2 separate regions of the Homo sapiens genome follow, and region 2 is linked to region 1. A link is a contact called in ENCODE Hi-C or POLR2A ChIA-PET data. All regions are on one chromosome and are shown on one strand. Each heading gives the region's core, a stretch centred on a gene start or an enhancer-like site at or near the end of the contact. The rest is flanking DNA. Distances are from core to core; before and after follow the strand shown.

Evidence for each region. Hi-C counts contacts between places; a loop is a spot of excess contacts on that map. ChIA-PET counts read pairs that join two places held with the same protein, here RNA polymerase II (POLR2A). Pooled maps may share reads with other maps.
Region 2: a loop to region 1 is called in a pooled map, with 2.1 times the contacts of the local background. The contact joins two enhancer-like sites. A Hi-C loop is called at or near these places in 2 of 168 maps with a recorded cell type or tissue (OCI-LY7 and gastrocnemius medialis), 2 of 37 single-sample maps with no recorded cell type and 3 of 50 pooled maps. POLR2A ChIA-PET finds 5 or more read pairs at or near these places in 3 of 52 experiments (CD8-positive, alpha-beta memory T cell, GM12878 and activated T-cell).

What each region holds. Positions count from the first base shown.
Region 1 is chr9:105,316,313-105,321,828 of GRCh38, reverse strand. All of the region lies in intron 3 of SLC44A1 (solute carrier family 44 member 1), which reads right to left. Among named protein-coding and RNA genes, the nearest start is that of SLC44A1, 74 kb to the right of the region's middle. Within about 2 kb of position 2,713, at least 4 of the 41 ENCODE cell types and tissues checked have a DNase peak (open chromatin) inside an H3K27ac peak, as active enhancers do; they include OCI-LY7, where a contact is called at or near this core.
Region 2 is chr9:105,381,722-105,387,167 of GRCh38, reverse strand. SLC44A1 (solute carrier family 44 member 1) reads right to left here. Exons shown (of 16, transcript NM_080546.5): 14 at 3,809-4,045; 15 at 1,666-1,746. Among named protein-coding and RNA genes, the nearest start is that of FSD1L, 64 kb to the left of the region's middle. Within about 2 kb of position 1,632, at least 7 of the 41 ENCODE cell types and tissues checked have a DNase peak (open chromatin) inside an H3K27ac peak, as active enhancers do; they include OCI-LY7, where a contact is called at or near this core.

The DNA of each region.
Region 1 (5,516 bases), core at 1,464-3,963:
TGTTTTTTTTTTTTAATTAAAATACTATAACTCTCTGTATTTGGTCCCACATATATCCTGTTAGATTTTATTTTAATAAAACAAGTATTATATTTTTCATTGTATTTTCTGTGCACTGATAAGACAAACGACTGACTTTAGTTAGGCATCTGCTTTATAACCTATAATTTAAGCGCCTCATTTCAAGATACGTTTTTGTTGAATCTCCTAAACATTCCAGGTTATAGTCCCTTGTCACTGGCAAATAGTATTATTTTTCTTTCTAACTACCTATACATATTCTAGTTATCTCTTTTATTATGATTTGCTGCAACTAGTTATTTAAAATAGTGCTATTAAAAAGATGATGTCCTTGCTTATTTAATTTGAGGTAAACTATTTCTATTTCTCCATAATACTGGTAGCTGCTATTACTAGAAACTCCATCAGCCTCCTTTCATGCCATCAAACCTATAACAAAATCTATTTTTGACAAAGGTGGCAAAGTAATTCAATGGGGAAGATAGTCTTTTCAATAAATGCTTCTGGAATAACTGTATTTTTGTATGGGAGAAAAAAGATAAACCTTGACCTTTTCTTCACACCATAATCAAAAATTAAATCAAAATGAATCATATATATCAACATAAGCGCTAACTAAAAAACTTTCAGTAGAAAGCACAAAAAAAAATCATTGTGAATTTGGGGTAAGGCAGTAATTTCCCAGATAGTACACAAAAAACATGAGCCATTAATAAAAACAAACAAATTCAACTTTATCAAAATGTAAAACTTTTGCTCATCAAAAGATGTCACTAAGAAAACAAAAAGCAAACCAAAGATTAGAAAAAATAATTGCAAAACACTTACCTAACAAAGGTCTTGTATACAGATTTAGTGCTCATAACTCATTAAGACTAACCAGTTTGTTTTAAAATATGCAAGATATGAATACTTCACAAAAGAAAACAGATGGATGGTCAACCAGCACTTAAAAAGATGGTCAACATCATCGGTCATTAGAAACATGCAAATTAAAACCACAGTGAGATACCACTACAGATTCACTAGAATGGCTAAGAATAAAAAGAACAGAGACATGCATGGTGACATGCATGGGACTGTACCTATAGTCCCAGCTATATGGGAGCCTCAGGGTCACTTAAGGCCAGGAATTCGAGGCTGTAGCGTGCTATAATCATGCCAATAAATAGCCATGGCACTCCAAACTGTGCAACATAGTGAGATCCTATCTCTAAAAAAAATAAAATAAAATAAAATGTAACAAATAACAAAAAGTCTCATAATACAAAATGTTAGGAGGAAGTGAAGCAAATATAACCCTCCTACTATTGTAGTGGGAATGCAAAATAGTGCAGCAACCACTTTGGGAAACAGCTTGATAATTTCTTATAAAGTTAAACATCCTCACCACATGACTCTGCAATCTCAATGCTATATATCTAACTCTTCAAGAGTAATGAAATATATTAAATTACATACACAAATTGTTAAAGCAGTATTACTCACAATAGTAAAAAAAAAAAAAAAAAAAAAGTTAAATATTGAAATAACCCAAATGGCAAAAAACCTAGTGAACAGATAAACTGTGTTATAGCCACACAATGGAATATTTCTCAGTAATTTAAAAGGAACTAACCACTGATGTATTTAACAACATGCATGAATCTCAGTAGCATTATTATATGTTTTAAAAGGTAGACACAAAATACTACATAATATATAATTATTTGTATATGACATTCTAGAAAAAACAAAACTATACTACGAAAAGCAGATCAGTGGTTGTCTAGGGACAAGAATGGGGGCAAGGACTGACTACAAAGGGGCACAAGGTAATTTTCTAAGAGCAAAAGAAGTATGGATTGTGATGGAGGATGCATGACTGCATATAGTTACCAAATTCAAACTACACTTGAATGAGTAAATTTTACTATATGTAAGTTATAACTCAACAAAACTATAACAATGAAATATTTTTAAATTTCTTCCTGAAAATCGACTTTACAAAATCCAATTTAATTTAATGAGCCCCAGTGTGTAGTAAGAATTTAACCTTACTCAGAAAGAGATCTGGACTTTGCCCTTCACTTCTGGGAGTTAATTTCTAAGCCTTATAGGAGTGTCTTTGTTTACTTGGTGCTCTTGGGTCACAGAAGTCTAACAATGTGTTTTAGGGTTGGGGTAGACCACTCCACATACTATTTAGGGTGGGCGTCGACCACCCTAGAAAGACCAACAATGTTGTTTAGATTAAGAGTTTGGGATCACATGGTATCAAATTGACCAGAGGAGCTGGAGACTGGAGCCTGAGTCAGCCATATAATGGAGTCCCAACAAAAATTATGAACACTGAGGCTTAGGTGAGCTTCTTTGGTTAGCCATACTCTGTGTATTGTCACACACTGACACTGAGAAAGTACTGTGCTCGGACTCCGTGTACTCCACTCTCCCCAAGGGAGACAACAATGGAAGCTCTGCCCCATGCACTCCTTTTGTTGGCTGATTTTACTCTATATCCTTTCCTAAAAATAAACCATAACCATGAGTACAGTAGCGTTCAGTGAGTTCTGCAAGTCTTCCTGGCAAATAATTTGCCAGGAAATAGGTGGTTTTATGGACCCCTGATCTTGCAATTGGGGTCAGATATAAGGGTGGTTGTGTGTGGACTGTGTGCCCTCTAACTTCTTAGATGCCCTCAACTCTGACACCCAGGTAAACACAAGTGGGTGGCAAACCCACTTGATTGCCATCAAACTCATAGTTGAAGCAGTTAATAATTACCTGAAGTATATTACAAAGGTCATTGTCTATCAGCTCATGAACAATGACTAAAGCTTGTAAAAATCTTCACAGGTGTCAGGTAACCTAGAACCAACTCAAGTAGTGAGACTTCAGATTGAGCATTTGTACCAGCTGTTTAACTTAGACATGGCAAACATATACACCTAGTCAAACAACACGGAGAAAAACCAATCATCCCTTCCTTGCCGCCTAGCTGCATACATGTCATCTAATTCTGTTAAACAGGTTTTCACTTCCCTATTTAGAATTGGCAAAACATTTTGACTTTGAACTCCCGCATTTTCTAAGGTACGTAGCTGGATCTCCTCTTTCAAATTGCTCGCAGTATTTTCCACAGCAAGTATTATCCTAAAGGCAGAAATGCACTAGCAATACAGATGTTACCTTTGTAAAGAGTTTAAAAATTTAGGCTTAAGAGTAGTATGGTCACAAAATATGACAAAAAAATCTCCATAAATTTACCTTCTGAAAATTTAGTTAGCGTCTTTACAACTTCTAATATTTTCCATGAGAGGGAATGAAAGTTTAGGAAAAAAACTGTATAGGCCGGGTGTAGTGGCTCACGCCTATAATCCCAGCACTTTGGGAGGCTGAGGTGGGGGGAACATTGAGGTCAGGAGTTCAAGACTGGCCTGGCCAACATGGTGAAACTCCATCTCTACTAAAAATACAAAAATTAGCTGGGTGTGGTGGCAGGTGCTTGTGATCCCAGCTACTTGGGAGGCTAAGGCAGGAGAATCTATTGAACTCGGGAGGCGGAGGTTGCAGTGAGCTGAGATCTTGCCCATTGCACTCCAGCCTGGGTGACAGGGCGAGACTCCATCTCAAAAAACAAACAAACAAAAAAACCTGTATAAATAATACAATAAGTTTTCATTTAGAACGTCACAGATGTTACTATTTCCAAATGCTTGTAAATTTGGGAGGAAATAAGTTCTCAAATACAAGTTTATGTGAGGTATCTATCTAGGCTGCTCTTTTCCACTTTATGCTAAAGTGGGAGTGACAGTAGGTTAGAGTTAGAATCAGAGAGTACTGACAGGAGACAGAGAGAGGAGTGCTTTCCCTCAAAGCAAAGCCAAATTCATCAAAGGCTTAGAGCATCTCCATTTGTTTAAACGTATCCCTAAGTGTGGGAAGAAGTAGGTGATCTACTGGGCTGCTCTGAGGAATACCTTGACAACAGGTAGGGAGAATACTCTGTAAAACTTAAGAATTAGTCCAATGGACAAATGTATACCTCTCTTCTTCTGAGCTTCTACAACTCCACAAGATAGAGTCAGGAGTACAAGATAGAGTCAGGAGCACCTTCCTGTGTGTGCCAGTCTTCTCTGGGCTTTAGGATGGCCAACAAGAATTCCAACCTGTAGACTCAACCACACTATTCCTCAGACAGTGAGAACCAAGCTTGGTATTCTAATCAGAATTCCATCTTCACTAGAAGATGGGCTCCTGGAGCCACCTCTCAGTCCCCAAACCCTCATAACCATCTAGTCACCTCTTCGTCCAATCACCATTATGTGTACCATCCTTCCACAGCCGACTTTACTTGACTTTACCCTGATAAAATGCAAGCCCTGCCTTGAACCCCCAAAATATGACAAAAAATATTTTCAAAGACATCTCCATAAACTTACCTTCTGAAAATTTAGTTAGCATCTTTATACCTAAATGAGGCTCCAAAACTCTGCCTAAAATTACCCTGTCCCTGAAACCCTGTCACTGGCTGAGAGTCTTCAACTCATATGTACAACCTGCAACCAAGATGCTGCCCTAAGGGGAGGTCAGAGAGATTCAAGACTGAGAATCTGACCCAATTTTGCTGGAGGATGGGAGTCATGAGCCATAGAATATATGCTATAGAATATATGTTACCTCCAGAAGCTGAAACTGACTCTCAGTTTATAGCCAGCAAGGAGATAGGAACTCAGTCCTACAGCCATGTGAAACTGAATTCTGTCAATAGCCTCAATGAGCTTGGAAGAGGATTCATTCCCTAGAACCTCAAGAAAAAAATCACAGCCCTGTCAACACTTTGATTTCAGCCTTCAAAACCCACAGCAACCAGCTAAGCCATGCTGTGCACAGACTTCTGATTTACAGAACTTCGTTGTTAAAAGCAATGAATTTGCTTCAGTTTCCGATTTACAGAACTTCATTGTTTAAAGCTTCTTACTTTATGGTAATTTGTTACAGCAACATTAGGAAAGTAATACAATGGTGGTTCCAGTACTATCACCAAATTGCCTTCTTTTCCTCTCCCCACCAGCCTGCTGTTAGGAACTCAGGAAAGTGGAGTCACTCAGCTTTCAATAGACAACACTTTTACATGACATTTCATCACTGAACTGTCATAATTTCTCTATGTATTTTGTCTTCCCCACTAGAATGCAAGGTCTTCAAGCACAGGGACTACAGATGTCTTTTTATCCTTTTTTTCCATTACCCAAGTAATGTATATATCGATTATAGAAAACTTAGGAAAAAAGAGATAAGTATAAAATTAAAACCATCCATAATTCAACAGCTAATCACACTGTTGACATTTTCATGTCATTCTATACTTTTCTATGTACATGTATATTTTTACATTTATAAATAAAATCATGCTGTACATACTGGTTTGCAATTCATTTTTCCCTTAATAATGTTATGCATATATTGCATGCTATGGACATACTTCTACAGCATCATTTTTACTGACTCCACAG
Region 2 (5,446 bases), core at 383-2,882, 66 kb before region 1:
GCGATTAGTTTGAATATACATATAGCCTCCCTGCCTCCCTCCAAAAATAAACCTATTTCCTTTACTCTTAATTAAATGAGCTTATTTTATATCATATATATATATATTTTTTTTTTTTTTTTTTTTTTTGAGATGGAGTCTCGCTCTGTCGCCCAGGCTGGAATGCAATGGCGCCATCTTGGCTCACTGCAACCTCTGCCTCCCAGGTTCAAGCAATTCTCCTGCTTCAGCCTCCCAAGTAACTCGGATTATAGGCACACGCCGCCATGCCCAGCTAATTTTTTTTTTTTTTTTTTTTTGGTATTTTAGTAGAGACAGGGTTTCACCGTTTTGCCCAGGCTGGTCTCAAACTGCTGAGCTCAGGCAATCCACCTGCCTCGGCCTCCCAAAGTGCTAGGATTACAGACATGAGCCACCATGCCTAGCCTACTTAAATGAACTTATTTTATAGCATATATTTTAAAGTTGAAAACCTACAAATCAGGGGTATCCAATCTTTTGGCTTCCCCAGGCCATCCTGGAAGAAGAATTGTCTTGGGCCACATATAAAATACATTAAGGATAGCTGATGGGCTTAAAAAAAAAAAGGCAAAAAATCTCATGTTTTAATAAAGTTTACGAATTTGTGTTGAAAGCCTTCCTAAGCCATATGCGGCCCACAGGCAGCAAGTTGGACAAACTTGCTATAAATCAAATCATTTACTAAAGTGTAAAGAAGACAGAAAGGAAAGTCCTTACCTCACACTTTTGAACATTATATGCAGTCAGGGGACACATTGTTTAAAATTATTTAAGGATGCAGACAATTATATAATATTTGAAAATAAACATGCTATTTAAAAAAATACGTGTTTAAATTAGGAAGTAATTAGACCAATATATGATAGAGGCATCTGTTTCTATGCTATAGTGACAATATCCATGTGAAAAGCAGCTCAAGGTTCTCTTACACTCATTAAGCTGCTTTTTTCAAATAAAAGTGGAGTAGAGAGATATATTTGTGTACATATACATATATAATATCAACTACCAGAAATAATTTATCCATCTCACAATTAAACTGGGAGAAGACTAGATTGTCTTACTGAGTGGGAATGTGGGTATTGATGAAAACAGCCTTGTTTGCTACTGAAAAATAGCTTAAGAAACAAAGAAAGTACAACCTAGGCAACAGAAGAAAAAGTCAGCCAAGGGAAAAGGACAGCAATGTAAGCAGAACCATACTTTTAAAAGGGGGAGTATGAATTTTAGCAAGTTGAAAGGAATTGCTATGATCACCTTCCAAAATGATAAAAATCAAACCGTCAGTTCAAGTGTACACCAAAATGTTCAGTCTGATGAAAGCCAAACACTGACAGTTAAAAAGGAAACAAGAGCAACAGCAGTTTTACCTTAGGGAAAAAACCATCATCCCCTACCCGCCCCTGCCGAGCACTGACGAGGATGCTGTTCCTTTCAGCTTACTTTTATAGAAGGTGGTCTCAGTTGTGACAAGAATTCTGCCATCCAAGTGATGGGTAAGCACACAAACAGAAAGAGCAGCATGTCCTGCGTGATACAGATAACAAAAGCTTCTCCTGAAGAAGTGCAGTCAGTGAAGACAGAGAGAGAGAGGAAGTGAAAGTGAAATTCTTGGAGGGCGGCCACCTCCTCATCTCCACCTACCATCGGCTTTAGCTCTCTGGAATCAGCGACGCCTCCCTTACCAGCTTCTTTCATTGCTTTCCTACTGTTTTCCACAAACTCCTGCAAAATATGGACCATATTGAATAAATTCTTGGGTCCTTTCAGATTTGTTAGTAGATGAATTCTAAAGAACATCTACATTTTTGACTCAATCTTGGTAAATGGATGGCTTAAAAACATAGCAATAAATAATGTTTAGTATCACACATGAGAGTTGCTAAATTTGTAGAAATGGACTCTGCAATTCGCTGATTAAAAAAATCTTCTTTCCATCCATTCATTGTGACAATCTTACTAAGGCTCCAAGAGATAATGTTAGTTCTACCTGGAAGAGAAAATACCTAACATTTTTAAGAGGCTATTTTCTCATACTCAGAATATCATTTTATTTGTTGTTGTTGTTTTTTTCTATATCAAGGTTAAATGAAACAACAAGAACACGTTACTCCATAAGCCTCCACTTTTAAATAACCATAGAAGGTAAAAGAACACATTGATACTGCTAAGCACATAATGCTTTTTTTCTTAACCAAACCATAAACAAACTACTCTTTTTAAAAAAAGTGTCAATCTGACCATGACATTACTTCATGAAGCAGGAAGACAGGGTGTATCAACCAGAACCTATGGTTAGTAGTAGTCGAAATGGGAATGTGCCCAAAGGGAACATTTCTATTCTGTCAACGTTTACGGGGAACTTCTTCATTAAATATCCTCACCATTCCTACAGAGAAAACTGAAGGGTGGAAAACAGTTATTTTTTACTCTGCTTTTGATCAGTGACTTAAAAAACAGTAACACTCTTCTAAATGCTTTAGTCACAAAAGAGATACAATAATCATGATCAAATTCCATTAAGAAAATAACCAGTTAGAATTAGTTTAGACATTAAGAAAATGTCCAGAATTTAGCTGATGTTGCCAGAAAAAGAGAAAATCAGTGCCAAATAGGTCAGCTAAATCATTTGGAATTCTTGCTATTGAAAAGAAAAAAAAAATCTAGGCTGGGCATGGAGGCTCACACCTGTAATCCCAGCATTTTGGAAGGCCGAGGCAGGCAGATCACCTGAGGACAGGAGTTCAAGACCGGCCTGGCCAACATGGTAAAACCCCATCTCTACTAAAAATACAAAAATTAGCCAGGAGTGGTGGCACATGCATGTAATCCCAGCTATTTGGGAGGCTGAGGGAGAACTGCTTGAACCTGGGAGGTAGAGGTTGCAGAGCCAAGACCATGCCACTGCACTGCAGTCTGGGTGACAAAGCAAGACTCCGTCTCAAAAAGAAAAAAAAAAAAATCTAGCTTATTTATTAATACACTTATTTTAGATTTAACTGGATAAAATATGCTCCTGGAAAATGACTTGTTATTTCAATGTATAATGCTTAGTATTCAATATTACCCATTTTGAGATAGAAATATTTCACAGCTTAATAGCAAACTACTATTATTTAGAAAGCATCTTTACTTTGGTAACATTTAACACTGATTATAACAGTACTTAAACCATTTAATAAGGTTTTCAAAATTTTAAAGAAATTTAATTGAGGTTCTAATATGAAAAATCTGCATATATCTGTGTAAAGGTTCAGATCTTGACTAATAAATAACTATACACTCTACCAGTCATGGGTCTGTTATCGGTATTCATCACAAAATGCTTTCAATTTGGCCTACCATATTTAAGATAATGAGTTTTAACCAGGGTTGACAGCAGTAATGTTTGGGGCAGTGGTGGATAGAGAAAGACAGGTAGGCACTAGGACCTGGGAAACAGGATATTTTGTCTTTGAGCCCCATTTCAGGAAAAGGCTAGAAGCTAGTTTAAAAAGTCAATTCAAATCTATCTAACTACAGAGAGAGGGGCAGCAAGAATAGGGTGAACTTAGGACTATTAACCAGTACTGCTCTAGCTAGGTGGATCTGAAATGATCTTGTCCATGCCAAGAAGCCGTCCTCCCTGACTTACCCTAGATTAACCTCATTTATGAGTCAGTGCTATGGGGTTAATTCTAAATTACTCAGTTGCATATAGTGTGAATTAAATATAGAGAATGTTTTACAAAATATTTTTATTGGTATTTTTATCCCTAAAATAGGAAACGGCATTTGAAGTACTTACCATCAGCACTTTATCCATATAGAATTCTCTGCCAGGGCTCCCATCATTGTATTTTGTATCAATGGCAAAACACAAGAATAATACATCCACTACCATTTCATAAATAGACAGGAAGCAATGAGCGACTAGGAAAGCAAAGAGGCAGACGATGATCAGAGGCAGCACCCATACTGTGTAGTCCTGCTGGTAGTTGAGCAGCATAATCCCAGCTAAACCTGTGCTGCAGACTATCAGCACCTGAAGCAGAGAGAACAAAGATCATATTTAATATCCTACTGAAGAAAGCCACTCTTTTTTCACCATTTGCAGACTTAAAATTCTACTATTTATAAATGATGGTTGCATGAGGCCATTCCATCTCAAATGAGGAAATATAATCCACATATTCTCATATACACCCAGAGTTATACATGCTTATCATATAATATAAATTTTAAAATCATACTTTAAATGATTCTGGTTTAAACATAATTAAGTTTTCCAAATGCTATGCTGCACCCTAAAACTTAATCTATTTAGAATCTGTGGCAATTTTTAAGATAAATGTATGCATATTTTAGAAAAAATTTACAAACTCTTAGCACTCAGAAAAAAAGTGATATTTCAGTGTAATGGTATGTATTTTTTCTAAGCATTTTCACATATATGAAATAGTATTATATAAACAAATCACTATAAGCTTTTCATTAATATACATAGAAGTATCATTATAAATGCTTCATATTTACTCAGCTACATAATTTCATTTTATGAGTGATTTAAAATACATGTAACCATTCTCTTACTGTTAGAGATTTATATTGTTTTCAGATATAAATAATGCTGCAACAAACATGTATAGTCTTAGAACTTTTTCTGTGTTTCGTATTTTATTTCACATAGAATATGTGGTAAATATAATTTGCCATGAAGTGTATATTTGGACTCTCTGTGAAGAAAGAGGTTGCCAAAAACATCCATGCTAAAAGAATAAAAGAAATAGCCAATTTAGTTATTGTCAAGAACCACCCACTCTGATGCTTATTTCACATGCAGCATTTTAAATTTTTTGTGGTTTTTAAAATACATTTTATTCCAGCTTTTCAATAACCCTATGAATGGTTTATGGCAAATATTATCATCCCATTTTATAGCCTTGGAAACACACTTACAGATGCCACCCGACCTGAGTAGAAAAAAAAGAGTAGATCCAAGGTCAAGGTCATAAAAGTAGGAAAAAAGAACAGATCCTACTCAAATAATGGTCTTATGATGTCAACTCCAGTGCTCTTTTCAGATAAAAACTCAGAAATATTTGGATATTGATCCACAGCAGTAATGGATTCTACTGAATTCTAGACACACTCTTTCCCAGCTCTTTATTTTGTCTTGTATAAGGCTTTAAGTAAAGGGAAAAAAGAGACCCCTAGAATCATGGCAGCCTCTTCTTGTCTAGCATTAAGAATAATAGGCAGACCATGAATTCTTCTTTGGCATTTTCTCCAATATTTATCAACATCAAGGCATTTCTCATTCACCATTATCTTAACTCGGAGTTAAAATGCATTAGATGATACATTGGTTAAGCTATAAATTGATCCCTCTCTCAGATGCTTCTAGGGAGCAAATCTGGGTCTGCCCAAGCTTTGGAAGACTCCC